Regions from separate parts of the Homo sapiens genome. Here region 2 is linked to region 1. The links are chromatin contacts, found by Hi-C or POLR2A ChIA-PET in ENCODE. All regions are on one chromosome and are shown on one strand. Each heading gives the region's core, a stretch centred on a gene start or an enhancer-like site at or near the end of the contact. The rest is flanking DNA. Distances are from core to core; before and after follow the strand shown.

What was found. Hi-C counts contacts between places; a loop is a spot of excess contacts on that map. ChIA-PET counts read pairs that join two places held with the same protein, here RNA polymerase II (POLR2A). Pooled maps may share reads with other maps.
Region 2: a loop to region 1 is called in a map of mammary epithelial cell, with 6 times the contacts of the local background. The contact joins two enhancer-like sites. A Hi-C loop is called at or near these places in 6 of 168 maps with a recorded cell type or tissue (MCF 10A, PC-3, PC-9 and 3 more) and 6 of 50 pooled maps. POLR2A ChIA-PET finds 5 or more read pairs at or near these places in 3 of 52 experiments (MCF 10A, activated CD4-positive, alpha-beta T cell and activated T-cell).

The regions. Positions count from the first base shown.
Region 1 is chr3:31,039,049-31,046,537 of GRCh38, reverse strand. No RefSeq gene overlaps it. Among named protein-coding and RNA genes, the nearest start is that of MIR466, 120 kb to the left of the region's middle. Within about 2 kb of position 3,222, at least 2 of the 41 ENCODE cell types and tissues checked have a DNase peak (open chromatin) inside an H3K27ac peak, as active enhancers do; they include PC-3 and mammary epithelial cell, where a contact is called at or near this core.
Region 2 is chr3:31,074,161-31,081,649 of GRCh38, reverse strand. No RefSeq gene overlaps it. Among named protein-coding and RNA genes, the nearest start is that of MIR466, 84 kb to the left of the region's middle. RefSeq lists a silencer at 5,936-6,136. Within about 2 kb of position 4,434, at least 3 of the 41 ENCODE cell types and tissues checked have a DNase peak (open chromatin) inside an H3K27ac peak, as active enhancers do; they include PC-3 and mammary epithelial cell, where a contact is called at or near this core.

The sequences.
Region 1 (7,489 bases), core at 1,973-4,472:
GGACCTCATTTATGTCGTGGATATTAATGTGGCCTTTATCTGTGAAACAGGAAGCTTGGGGTTGTCTTAATCAGCAGGAATCAGCCACACTCACCTATGCCGTGTCTTTTAACCTCTGTTGTCATTTGCCTCTGGATCCCTGTTTTTCTTCTTAGGGCTTTGACCAGAAGCTTGGAATTGAGTTTGGGACAAAAATGTGTCTCAGGGAGTTGCATGGACTCCTTATCATAAGCCGAATGCTAAGGTGAAACTGTGGAACTGAGTCCTCCTCCAACAAGGGAGAGAAAAGGATGTCTTGTGACACACCCAGATAGCTGATAGATATCGTTATGCTTGCTAGGATTTGGGTGCACAGTGCTCGGCTTTGGTTAGTTCCCTTCATCTTACTTTCCCAAAAAGGAAACCTCTGGGTGATGGCACCCTACTTATTCCATCACCTGGCAGGATTTGGAGGATAATTGCTCAGAACTAGAAAATTGATCCATATTTCTACATTACCCATTTCTCTTGTCCTTTCTGAGCTGCAACCAGAGATTGCTAGTAGGTTCACAGGAATGAGCAGGATTAGTCTAAAATGTAGGTAAAAACTTAAAAACAACTAATGAGTTTAGAATTTAATGATAAATGTGTAAGTTTTGAAACATGATTCCTCTCTCTACAGTACTCATGTTTGTTAAATAAAACAAATCATCATAGGACTGAGTGGTTTGCAAAATACACTTTAGTCTTATACTTGGCCTGATTATTTGCATAAAGTGCAGCAAGAATAATTATTTCTACAAAGGCCTTTTGGATTGGCTTTAATGGAGCTCTGTTCCCCAAGGAATCTCATGTAAGACCTTTTAAAGCCTAGACCAACCATGAGTTTATCCTCAAATATCTGTGAGTTGGGTGCTCCTCTCCTCTTAAGCTCCTAAGATAAACTTGGAGCTCCTGGACCTGCTAGAAAGTGACATTTTTTTAATTGACCACAGGTCAGGAATCTTGTACGGGGACTGCATAGACAAGGACATGAGGCCAGTTTCCCCATTGGACTTTATTGACTCTGCAAGTTGAGATTGACTCCTTAAAGGGAAGTATACCCTTCCAGTCAAAGCCTTGGTAAAATTACCAGTTTCTCCAATTGCATCCTGTTGCAAAAGAAAAATGGGTTCTTATTGCACTGATGCAAACAACTATATTGCCGTAAGAATGCTCACAGGTAGGTTCTAAATTCTGGAACGACAGGCAGAGAGAAACAAACATGCTCTAAATTTTGATCATAGGAGTATACCTTCTTTAATTATTAAAGGCTGTAAATAGTTCAAAATAAGTTCCCTTGACTCTGAAAAACAAAACAAGATTCAGCAATATTCCATGAAAAAGTCAAAAGTTTGCTTCAGCTTTCTGAGTTCAGTCCATTTAGTTAACTGGTTTTGCTTGATATTTGTGAACATTTTAGCTCTTCATGAGTCCTGTACATTTTTCTTTATTCCAATGTTACAATCTCCAAAGTTATGAGAAACTTGTATTTCAGAGTACCTGTTAAAGTTCTATAGCTTATTATAAACTATCTTTGAAAAAAAAAAAAGGATTAAAACAAGACAACAATGGTCTGTGAATAACAAAATGTCCAGGGTAGTTACACTTAGAAACACAATTGACAGGTTTGTTATCTCTGTGGTTTACAATAACTTAACAACCTTCATTATGATTGATAGCATATGCTAGACATTAGAGTTTTAGAAATCCCATACAATTTTGGAACATATATTAGCATTATTTACCAAAGTATAACCTAAAGAAGATTGAACATCACTTTGGCAATCCCATGTACCTAAACACGTCAAATAATCATGTTTGCTTCTCTTTCTGGACACTTCAGGGGCCCTCTGAAATATTCAAAAAGCCAGGTGCCAGGGAAGACAATTTTGAAACTGAAGTTTGATTTTGGGAGGCTGCTATATATGTTCGGGGTTTAAAACACTTGATGTTATGAAATAGAATTCCAGGTTACCATAAGTTATTTATTTTGCCAAAATGACTCAGAAATTTTAAAGAAGCAAAAAGCTTTTATAACCCTTTAGAAATTTTGCCAAAGAACAGATTAGCCCCTTAGGAAAACCTTATTATTCTTTTATTTCAATGTTAAATTTACAGAAAAACCATATAATATCCTTTTAGGAATTTAGTCAATATGTTCACACAGAGAACCTCTTTTGCAAGATTAATTTCTAGAATTCTTCTACCACTTCTTTGAACCTTCAGCTTTTTCCTAATTTAAAACAATCCTTTAACCCTAGGCCAAAGTTAACATTTCCATACCTTCTTATAAACTTTTACAAAAAAGAAAAAACATTTTACTGTTCTTCCACATCTTCCATGTAAATCTATTTCAGGTAGTCTCAATTACATGTTATAATGGTAACTCCTAGCAATTCTTAACTTTTAAGGGGAAACCTGGTAAGTTGCTATAATTATATCTAGGTGCAGGCAAAGTTTGACTCCCAGCATAATTAAGGGTGTGGTTAGTTCCTTATGTCCTCCTCAGGCCTTACCAGTTGTGAAGCCAGCAAGTCAAATAGTTCTTAAAACTCAAAAAGCAGTTTATAATTTTAAAACACTTAGCAAATCTTGCATCTGACCTTCATTATTTAGCCCACCTATTTACATCTTAATGACACCTGCATTTTACCAATAATATTTAAGTCTGCTTTCATTTCTCAAAGATGAAACTCATGTGAACTGAAAGGTACCACAGCTTTTAACTTCCCTTAAAAAATGTTTGATCCAAGCGCTTATCTTTCTTTAGGCCAAATTAACTAGAGCTCTTTTTACAGACATCACACATAGTACACACACAGGCAGAAGAAAACCCAGTCACTGGGTGGGGCTAGAAGAGACAGGGCTAGAAGAACATGCAGATGCCAAACCAGAAAGAAACTTATTCCCTAAGGCAGGATTACTAAACAAAGCCATGCCCTCAGGATGTAAAACAAGGTGGAGACTCCATTTCACAACCAAAACTTTGCAGAAAACACAAAAAGTGATAATTCTGGAGCCTGCCCTAGTAAAAAATGTTTCTAAAAGAAAAAAAAAAACTTTAAAAGTTAACTTGCTGATAGGGTAGAGAAGGGGAAAGAAAAGAAACAGTTTAAAAATGCCTGGGGAAGAACCTCTTACTCTTACGCAAGTGGTTTCTCCACCATAGACACAAGTTTAATGGCTGTGAGTCAGAGCTGGCCTCCCCCTGGTGTGGGGAGGAGGAGACTCTGTGGATGTGTGGTAGAAAATGTCAGCCAGTAGCTGGTGGCACCTTGGGCTATGTGTCCCAGCCCCGTCAGGGAGGGGAGGGTGGAGGGTAGATGTTGCTCTCTGATCCATCCTGAAAAATGAAGGAAAAGTCCATGAAAAGGCACAAGAGTGATGAGGGGGTAGGGACATGTTTCCTCCACCCTCAGAAGTCCAAGGATGAAAATGCTTAGGAGCAACAGTGAGAGGTTTTGAGTCCCCATTTCACTCACCACTTCTCAGGCCCCATATTGGGTGCCACAAATGTTGCAGGACTTTAGTTTGGCTAAAGATGGGGTCCTTGTCCGTCCCATGGCCATAAAAATTTAGGCTCATAGATGGTTTGAAGGGTGGGTAAAGCAGGGTTTTATTGGGTGAAAAGGAAGAAAAGGAGGAAACAGGGACTCTCACAAGGCTAGAGTCCCTGCTAGAACACTGCCCGCCTGGTCATTTGAATCCCAGTTTCCACACAGGAAGAGGAGGGGCCACGCTCCTCCCTGCTGCAAACGGCATGAACTTCCTAAGGCTCTCTCCCAGTGTGCAGGCTGGCTGGAGTTTCTCTGGGGATCCCCTCCCTCCTGGCTGTCTCAATAGGAAAGTAAAGATGAGCAAAACAAACATGGAGTTAACAGTTTAGTAAGAGAGACAGACAATTAAACTACCGGAAGTACTTGTGTTATTGGGTTACTCTCTTGATGCCCATGTAAGACAGCCTAGATCAGCACCACCCCCCACCTTCCAAATGACCCGAAGACATCTAAGAAATGGATACTTATTGCTATATGCCATGGAGACTTTGTGATTGTTTCACAGCAATTGTTGACCAATAAAGCATCCTTGACAGTTGCAGAGTTGATTTTCACGAAGAGTGATCCAGGAAAATAAATGCTCTGGTTTCACTCTGTTTTCTCCATTCAATATCCTTACAGAGCTAGAGGGCAAAGACGACCATTGATGTAGATCATAGAGATTATCCCTCTGAGATAGAGAATAGGGAGGTGAAGGTAGAGGGTGGATCTAGGTGAAATGGAGACTATCTAGCTCAGAGACCTAAAGGCCAAGTAAAAGCTAACCAGTAAAGGGAGCAAGTACTAAGCTAATGATATAGCATGAGCAAAGGCCCTTGGGTGGGGGACAGCATGGTGCCTTAGAGAAACAGACCAATGTGACAACAAGATAGAGACTGAGATAGTCCATAATGAGAGTTGGAAGGTAGGCAAGGGCCTGTGCTTGGACAAGGATGCATAACTTATTTTGAACTGTCTCTTAAAACGGTTTTTTGCAAGGATAGGGAGTGACATAATTTTATTTATGTTTTTAAAAAGACAACTCTGGCTGCTGGGCTAATAACAGATGTGAAGGGAGGTGAGGGAATATGAGGAGGCCAGTTAGGGAGCTGTTATAATTTACTTCTTCAAATATTGAGTTGTTGCTGCTGAGCCAAGTGACTGCATTAGCCACCTGTAGCATTAAAGTATTACGAGTGCCAAGGGAGGGGCAGTTAGGCAAAGTCAGGACAGAAATAATAGGAATTGTTTCAAATGACAGGGCAGAAATGAGGCTGGCTCCTGTGGTCTGAATGCAGGAAACAGTCTTTTCCAGCTAGAGAGACCTGTGTCAGCAAATAGTTTAACAGAAAGTCACCAAGTGATTAAGGAGGAATGCTCTGCTTCAGAGGAATCCACCTGTCCACAGGCCTGAAAATGATGACTCAGGCCTTTGAACTTCTGCCACTCAGCTTTCTTCCCAGGCTTGTTTGAAGGATGCATTTCATTTGCCCTTTCTATTTGGCTCCCCAGGAATAAGCAGAGCAGAAGGAAGTTTCCAGGAGCCTCAGGTCAAAATATTCAGGGCACATTCCTTCATCTCACCTCCATTCCCAGCTGCTGCTATTGCTGCTGCTGCTGCTATTCTCTCATTGCTCCTTGATGGGCTGGCCATGGGAGAAATCTGCAGTTCCCTGAGGGATCTCCATATCGTCTGCTTAGCAATCATTCCTGAGCCTTCCAGTAATTGCCTGCCAATAGGGAGGAAGAGAAGAAACTGAGAAACCTGCATGGACCACAACTCTTCAATTCCTCATTTCCCTCTCCTGCCTCTTTTTGCACTTATCTCTCTCTGCCTTTCCTGTTTCCTTATTTTTTTCTTTGCTCTATTTGCCTCCAAAGTAATAACCCATTTCTCTTCAATTTCCTGAATGTGATAATCATTTCTGCCAGGCCCAAGGGACGATGAAGTTAATGAAATTTCTGTCAATAACAAGAGGACATTTATTAAATGGAAATTATGTTTAAAGATGAGAGTGAGCATCACTCAAGGCTAAGCGTTCAGAAGAATAAAGAAATTATTTTGAGGAATGTTTTGTTTGGGAAGATTTGTACTAAACATCAACATGTGCAGTACACAGAGCCTCCTTGCTTTAGGGAGCAGATGGAAGAGGTGGCAGAGTTTGGGGCTAAAGAGCTAGATTTTGGAGTCTGGTTGAATCCTGCCTGTGCTGTGGACTACGTGTGTGACCTCGGGAAGGTTACTTAATCTCCCTGCCTCTGTTTCATCTATGAAATGGGAATATCTATAAAAATTTTACTTATGAAGTTCTTGTCATGTGAAGTGAATAAATTCGTATCATATGCTCAAGACAATGTCTGGCATATAGTAAGCATGTTCTAAATGTTTGCTATTATTAGTCTAAATGAGGTCAGTAACAAAAATAATTAATTGCATTTTACAAAAAATTAATTAATGAGGTTCCTTTCAGAAAGAAAAATAAAACTGGAAAATTTGGTTGCTTTTTAGATCATACCTTCAAAAGAAAAATTAGAGTAAAGTAGAAATCATAAAGGAGAATGTAAATACTCTAATTGTTTCACATAATAGTTGAAAGGCTTGCAATAAAATAAAGATGATGTTGGTAATTTAGCATAGTAGGACATACAGCCCTCACCAAAATTACTCAACATATTTATCTTTTTGTTCACCTTCTGAAATGGTATATAGAATCATAAAATGAATTTTTTGTTGGCTACTGTAGCCTTGTTCCCATCACTGGGTAGAAATACTGCGCTTTCAGAATTGATTTAGTTGAGGAGTAGCTGAAATATAGCAAAGGTGATAGGAATCTTTAAGGACACAGTCTGGGCCTTGTTCATTTCTGTATCTCCTGGGCCTATGATAGAAGCTTGCTACATTATATTGCTATGTGGGTATCCAACACTCAATAGATAGATAGGTGAATAAATGACAATCAAAATATTAAGTGAACATGAACACTTGGGGGAGTATTCTTAGCAGAATACGCACACAGACATACACATGCACACAGATAACTAATAATTATTGAGCACATACTATGTACAATTGCTATGTTAAGAACCTTACTTCATTTTATGTTAAATACAACCAGTTAGGTGATATCTCACCCCCACTGTACAGAAGAGAAGACCAAGATTTACAGAGATTAAATGTTATTACACAATTCATATGTATTTGAGCCAAAATTCAAACCCAAACTATCTCTAGTGTTTGTGTGCTTTACAACGACATTATAAAGTAAAATGAAAGGAGGGTGATTTTTTAACTGAAGTATTGCTAAAGTCACCTAAAACACAAAAATTATTTCTTTGGCAAAAGATACAGTTGAATAGAGTATGTTTTCTGGCATAAAACTATTGTAGCAGCATGTTGGTTAGTAATTGCTACAAAACAAAGCACCTTGAAACTCAATGGCTTGAAAAAACAAAAGTGATTATTATTACTTCTGCATCTGCAGGATAGCTGATGTTTGGTTGATCTAGGCTGGGCTGGATTTGACAGTTCTACTTTGCATTGTGGCTCTAGGGTTGGCTGAGGCAGTTTTGCTGACTGTGGTGGCTGGGATGGCTTTGCACCACATGAATTTCCTCTCCCTCCTGGGACTAGGAGTGACCACAGAATGCTCTTATGGAGATGACAGAGCTGCAAGAGGAGAAGGCTCCGCTGGGCAAGTCCCTGCTTGTGTCATAGCAAAGCAAGTTATCTGGTCAAACACAGAGTCAAGAGTTGAGGAGGTTTACCTTACCAGAGGTGGCAGGGGTAACTGTGAAGTCAACAGTGTATCATTTAGAGTGTGATTAGAAAACCAGAACAATAGTGAGTGATATAGCATAAGGGATTTATTACAGGGATTAAAATTTATGCAATTGTGGGAGCTAGTTAAGAAGCCCATGTAAGGCTGTTGCCT
Region 2 (7,489 bases), core at 3,185-5,684, 34 kb before region 1:
AGATACAATTTTTAAATTAAAAAACAAGAAAGTATATTGGATTAATTCATCATGGCTGGTTTTCCACCTGGAGCAAAATAGATTTTACAAGCTTCCCATCCAATCTTGCACAAGAAATGGCACAAAACCTGGGCTGGATTTTCCCTAGTACTGTAGTCTGCCTGGCAGTCTGAAGTGAAGGGTTGTTGAGAAGCATAAGGAGGGGAAGATCAGTGCTCCTGGCTTCTAAGAGGCAAAACTGCCAGCATGTTTTCTAGGCTAAGAGGAATGCCCTATTCTTGTTGGGCTGTTTAATCTACTGATTTCATTGAACATTGCTGGAGGATTTTTAAGGTGAAAATATTATGTGGTTAATTATACAGCTCATAAGCTCTGGGTAGTGGCTTTCAGATTCTATCACTCCAGGCAACAAGAGAAAACAACGCCACATAACATGTTTTGCCCCTGGAGAGTAAGTTAACAGAGTTAAAGTCAGAGTTTTGAAAAGTAACATTTTCAATTTGTAAGAAAAACATTTGTAAGAGAAACATCTGGAGTTCTTGGGCGTCTCTCATCCAGTTGCATTAGGAATGCCTTGTCTCTCCTTCTGAAAAGGCCCATTGTGGAGAATGAGTTTCTCTGTCTTGATTATAGTCTTCTGCAGCAATACAGTTGTACCTGAAGGTGAGAAGGGAGGCGATATTCTACTTTCATTGCTTCGTCCAGGTCTTCTGATGTGGCGAAGCCTGCAGAAACTCTGGGGCCATCCCTGTGTCTATACTCCACCAAGGAGACATTCAATGTAATTTACCTTTTACGTACCCACCCTTTGTTATGAAACTACTGGAAGCAGTTTTCCACAATAAATGAGACACCAAGAAAGTAGAATGCTTGATGTTAAGGAAACCAAGAATCCTATACATGACTGAGGCAGACGAAAGCCCCCAGATGAGGGTGAAGGAAACACCTGGGATGAGAGCTGTGCAGCAGGTCCAGACAGCAGGAGGACAAAGTCTCCAGCAGGGAGAATTCAGAAAATAAAAAGTAGAACCAACAGATGATCCGATACATTGCCCTGTGCAGAAAAGTGAATGAGAGGCTATTGGACAGTGTAGAAAGAATTAGCCGTAACGATAGAGAAAACTAAGTAAATGAAGAAAAAAGGCTATTTTTAACTCTGGGTAAAATGAGAAGTTGCATAAGAAAGAAGCCATTCATAGTTTACTACTTATATGCACTGCCAAACTACTTGGTTTAGCAGTGAATATAAATTACATAGCATTAATGTAATGGAAGTATACTGAGATGAAGGATATGTAAGTGGGAGGTGGGTGGCTGTTATTAGAAAGCTAAATATTTATCTACTATTTTAGGCCACTAGTAGAAAATTTCTAAAACTGATAAATCAAGAAAAAGCAATAAAATATATGCTTTGGTTAGCTATGAAAAACAAAACCACAAAGTAACAGTGACTTAAGGAAAAAGTTTATTTCTGTCTCAGTCAACATAGAACTAGGCAGTCCAGGATTGGAGTGATAGCTTTGTTCATCAAATCCTCAGTGACCCAATCTCCCTCTATACTGTTGTTCCAGAGTGAGGGGCTTCCTTTCCCAAGTTAACCGCATGGCTGAATGTAGCTGCTCAGGCTCCAGCTATCATGTCTGTATTTCAGCCACCAAGAATGAAGAAAGAATGAAGAAGGAAGCAGTCAAAGGATGTTTTTCCGGTGTCATTTAAGAAAGGTTCTTGAAAGTTATATGGAATGCCTTTATTTACATTCCTTTGTCCAGGATTGAATTGCATAACTGTATGCAATTAAAAGAGGAGCTTGAAAATGCATTTCTGGAAGTCATGAGCTCAGCTTGAAATTGTGGTATATATTTCCATGGAAGAATGAAACGATGGATATGGTGGAACTAGCCATTTCTTCCACATATATTATTTAGAAATGCGGAAGTAAATTTCAGAATAAATATCTAAAGGACTAAAATCACTGAAATTGCTGGTTGGGGAATGAGGCTTCTGGATAGGAAGGAGTGGTAGAGATTATTGCTGTATTTTATTATAAATTTTTAGTACCATTATCTCTTAACTTTTTATGACATGTATGTATTATATTGATAAAATAAATGCATTAAAAGAAATCATAAAGGTCCCTGACATAGTGGGTATGATAGCAGGCTACGCAGGTTGTAAGAAGGGAGGGTGAGAGGATATGCATCTCCATTTTCATCTCATATTTGTCCCTTGCTTATCTCTCAATACAGGGTTAATATGGTGTTTTTAGGCTTCATTGCAATATGAACTAGTAATTGGACCTGTAAGATCTGTTCTATTTTCCTGTGATCCTGTGAATACAAAGAAAATTTTGAGTGGACATCAAAAGTAATGGTGATGGAGATAAGCTAGGAAGACATCTCAGCAGCTTAAGTAATACTTGTTTACTTTCGAGGTGTCAGAATTCTCCTTTTGAAAAGTCAGGTATCTTTCTACTGTGGCTTTTCTCTTAATTCATAGCCTCTTAGACGGTGAGAAACAGTGACGCTTAATCTGGAGATTCTGATTTTGGGCAGTCCAGGTAATCGCTCATGCCATGTCTTATTCTCTCAAATTCTTTGCAGGAAATATTTTCCCTTTTCCAAATTCTTCTTCATCTCTGACTTAGAGAATGGCCCAGTCAATTCCAGGGTCCTTGTCTCCACAAATGGAAGTGCAATTTATGAAAGCTCAATCCTGCTGCTATGTGAAAACATCTACAGTCACAGAGAAGAAAACAAAATGCTGGGATGAGACAAAGTACCAGTTACAGCATGTGACTGAGGTAATAATGAGCAAGATGACATCAATAGTATCATTTTTTAAAAAATAGCTTTTGCAATAATAATGACTATATTTTAATTTACTATAGTTTGATTTACTGGATATTAAGAGCTACTATCTTATAGCTCATCTCTGATCTTTGATAACTCTACAGGAATATATTATTTTCATCTCCACTTTAAAGATAAGGAAACACAGTTCAGAGATGTGCCATATCTACATCTCAGTTTAACAATAAGTCAGTGGGGTTTGGGTTTCAACTCAGGACTGTCTGACTTTAAAGGCTGTGCTTTTTGAATAGTAACATAATTTGAATTTTTGGTGGCTACTTCATCCAATGTCCAGCCATCCAGTATTTTCTGAACATCTGCTGTCTTAAGCACTGTACTGGCTTCAATAAGGCACATGTAGCTGGACCACACTGAACATACCCTAAAGGATCATATCATCTGAGTGGAGATGGGGAGAATCGGATATAAAACTCACTGTTATAAATGCAATACCATACATACTAATTTGCCTAGGACCATCTTGATTTTTTTGTCACAATAATTATTAATAGTATTTCTTTTCACTCTCAAAAGTGCCTGGGTTTGGGTAATAAACTATCTGGTTATTGTAGCAGATGCTGCCAGGTCCCACTCATATATCCCATTGCTCCTACCATCTCAGTCTGCTCCATCTGATTGCCAACTTCCAACACCAGTATTTCTTTTGACTGGGGCTTTCTTTTGCCACTGGAGCTTGTTTTGCTAGTAGGACAGAAGTGCTGAGGAGTGAATGCCCCCTGGGAGCAGCCCTCTAGCAATGACTGATGATTAGTCAGTGTATCCATACTCCAACCCCATCACCCCTTGAATGAGATAATTGAAGTGTGTATCCTATACTGGCTCCCCTGTTCCCCACAGGACTAAGTTCCAGTTGTCCACAGCGGTAACTGGCTTGAAAATGCACCTTTTATTGGCTGCCTTTCCCATCTTGTCCCTCTTCCCCACCACCCTATCATATCTTCCTGTAACTTCCAAATAACATCTCTACATTCAGATACTTGTCTGGGCCTTTCCTCTTGTCAGTAATCCAAACTGGAATACCCCTCTTATCTATAGAAAAGTTAAGGACTGAGTGGTTTGGTTTAAAGTACAACCTTCATGGGTGTAGTGAGACTTGACCTTGACATTTGGATATGATTTAGGTAACAATGTGAGGGAGGGAGGATAATACAGATAAGGGTGGCCAGGTGCAAAAGGAAGGCAGATGATGAAAAAGGGTACAGACTGGGGATGGACATTTGTTCTGGGAGAGAAAGACAGACTATAAAGCAGAAAACAGAACTTAGGCCAACAAAGACTAGAGAGCAATCACAGATGTTTGAGCAGGATAGTGAAATGTTGGACGCACTATTTTAGGATACCATGTTTGGCAGTGGGCAGTCCGACAGGATGAGGAGAGAGCTGAGTCAGACCAGCCAGTGGGGAGAATGTTGATGTTATCTGAATAGGAAGAGATGAAGGCTGAGCTCAAAGTGGAGGAAAAAATATAGTAAGAAAGAGTGGTTATGAGTCATTTCAAAGGTGAATCCACTGGATTTAGTAGGTGACTAGCTACAAAGGATGAAGGACAGAGATGAGTCAATGGTGACTGCTCCCCTCAACCTACAACCACCCTATGATTCAAGCTGTGAACAACATGGATGATAGGCTGACACATTTAAGAGAAACCAATTCTCTCAAATATTAAAGTGCATTCAGTGTCTCATTGTGTTTCTTTTCCTTTCCAAGGCCACCCCGAGTGCCTGTTGAATGGTTACTCTCTAGAGTGTACTTTTCTTTAATTAAATGACACTGTGGTTAAGAACTCAGGCATTGGGCTCAGGCCGAGCAGGGTTCAAATTTTAATATAGTTTCCTGGGTATGTGGCCTTAAGCAAGCTTAGTAATGTTTTGAGCCTCAGTTTTCTTTTCCTTTTTTTTTTTTTTTAATGTGGCTATAGTTAATCGGTTTTTTAAAATGTAGTGTTTTAAGAATTTAATGAGATAATATGCATAAATGTTGTCACAGTATGTGGCACCTATATAAGTGCTCAGAAAATGATGCCAATTATTATTAAACTGGTAAGAGCAGGCATTACACTTGCTCTTAGCCAAAAGTTCAAGAAGCATTTATGCCAATTACTATTAACAAGGTGAGGTGAACTGTCTGACCATGTCTCAGAGTGTCTGTAAGTAAAGAGGACTATTAAAGTATATCTGTAGATCAATGTAGCTAGCTAGATCTCCCCACCCCACCCTCTCTCGTTTTCTTTCTCTATCTTTATTTGAGGCCCAGAAACAGATAATACTGTTCAGCATTCTGCAGGAAGCCCAGCATCAGGAATGCGGATGAAGAAATAAAGTCTTAGCTCCAGACAATTTTTTCATCTCTAGATAGCTACAATATTGGGGAGTTTCTATTCTATTCTTTGTGCCAGAGATCATATCCCATTTCATGGATGGCTTTAGGTCAATAAATAGGTCTATTTTTTGCTCTTCAAAAGACTCCCAGACACAATTCATTTCAAACAAAAGTCACCACCCACCATCCTGCTTTTCACGCTCCTGCCCATGAAAATGATTCTCTGAACACAGAGCTCTCACCCCAGTCCAGGGGCTCAGTGGGGAGGATAGAGGTGTGAATTCTAACTGACAGGCCTGAGCTAAATAGGAACAATTGTCTTGCAGGGGAACGGTGGCAAAGGGGATGCACCCCGTCCCCTTTCAGTCTCTTCTGAAGTCAGTGCTGGTTGATTCTGCAGCTGGTGGATTCAAAATGCAGCAGTTCAGAGTGGTCATTTAGTTTGAAAAGAGCTCTGAACTGACTAGGAAGTCCCAGGTGGCACTTTTTTTGAACTTTGTGGGCGTGCCCGAGGCTTTCTTATAATCCAAGGAGTAATTCTGAGGCGAGCTGGTGGGGCCCTCTGTTGCAGCCTCTTACCTGCAATGGCAGTGTTTCCCACAGGCCCTCCTACTGCCCATTGCAGGGCTTCAAGGGAGGCAGGGTGCGTGTGGACAAATCCGTGGATTTCCTCAGATTTCATCAGAGATGACCAGGGTGCTGGAACTTCTCAGTTTGACCTTCTGTGACCAAAGTCTCCCACAGGACCAAGTTCTGTGATTTCTGATACTTAACAGATATCCCCAAATGCTGGAAAGGCCTCTCCTAAATCTCCTCAGTATCAAAATGGCAAAACCCTGAAAAGACTGCTTATCTCTGTTCTCAGGGACTTAGTCCCTCAGCTGAGCTGGGGGAACAACAGATTTCAGTAATCCATCATATTTGGCTTCTTCAAAACAAGATTCCATCCACTGAGACCAAAACCCTAGAGTATGCAGTAGCCTGGGTGAGTTTTCTGCAGGAAGGATGGAAAGTTTGGAGAGGATGAGATGCACATCTTTTAATAAAGGCCAAAACATTAAGTTGCAAATGAGAAACAAATAATTTTCTTTTAGTCAGGCACCAGCATTGGGTAAATATAGAAGGAGTGGTTTGAGGATTAGGTTTTCTTCTTTAGAAAATTACTGAAAAACTACTGAACATGGAGGCATGTGTAAGCCAGCAGAGCAAGCCATCTTGCAGTGGGATTTCCTCCGGGACATCAAGGTTTTGAGGTAACCTAGTGTAACAGATGCTTATGGAACACTCCCCCCACCATCTCTTTACTAGGCTGGTGTGCTCACCCCCAGCTACTGTGGGTGTTGGTTGCCAGCAGCTACTCCCTTCTCCAGAGAGGCTCTCTCTTTGGCTAACACTGCCATACCCAGTGACATTAGGTGGTTACACGTCCCATCCTACCTACCTCCACCAGGCAGCCTGTGGCCAATGACTGACTGTTACCAAGGGTACAAGAGCCCAAACTCCCTTGCTTCTGGGCAGGACAACTCCAGAGCTTACCCTAGGATGGGTGAGACTAGGTTCCATGCAAAACATTTTTACCTTGCCTTTTTTTTTTTTTTTTAGTATGCCTTACCCTGCTTCCCTTACTCCCCTACGAGTTTTATCTGAGAGCACACTCTCATTAAGTCACATGCACAAGAACCCCTGCTTCAGGCTCTGCCTCTGGAGAATGCAAACGAAGATACCTGGCTTATACAGAAGGCAGTGAGCTGATTGGCTTCCTTGTCAGAGGCACTGTAAAGGGGCTGCCTTCTTTTCTCTAGAATATAACTCTCTGAGTTGCCTGATTATAATCCCCTTAGAGTTAAAAAAAATCTTAACTGCCTATGCTCTTGATTTCAGTTGGACTTTTTCTTTAAAAATGCTTAGTCAGTGTGCCATAGAATTCTTAGAAGTTTTCTACTAATTAGAAAGTGACTCTCCTCCTCCTAACACACTTACACAATTATCTAACTACTCTAGAATATTATAATTTAGATTTCCATTCCATGTGTTTCAATTCTTTTTGCCAAAATCATGACTTTGAAACTCTTGAGTTTCCTGTTGGAGCTAATTATCTGCAAGTATATTAAAATGTCCTTTTCTTTCCAAAAACATCTATCCATATAAACATTCCAAAAACTGAAAGCTTTTTATTTAATTTTTCAAGGTTTTCATTCTGAGTGGTTTAATTTAATGCCAGCAGGAGGGAGCTGGGACACATGAATGGAGAGTCATGGTAGAGATGTGTAAGAACTCAAGGGGCAATAGCTTTCTCCAGT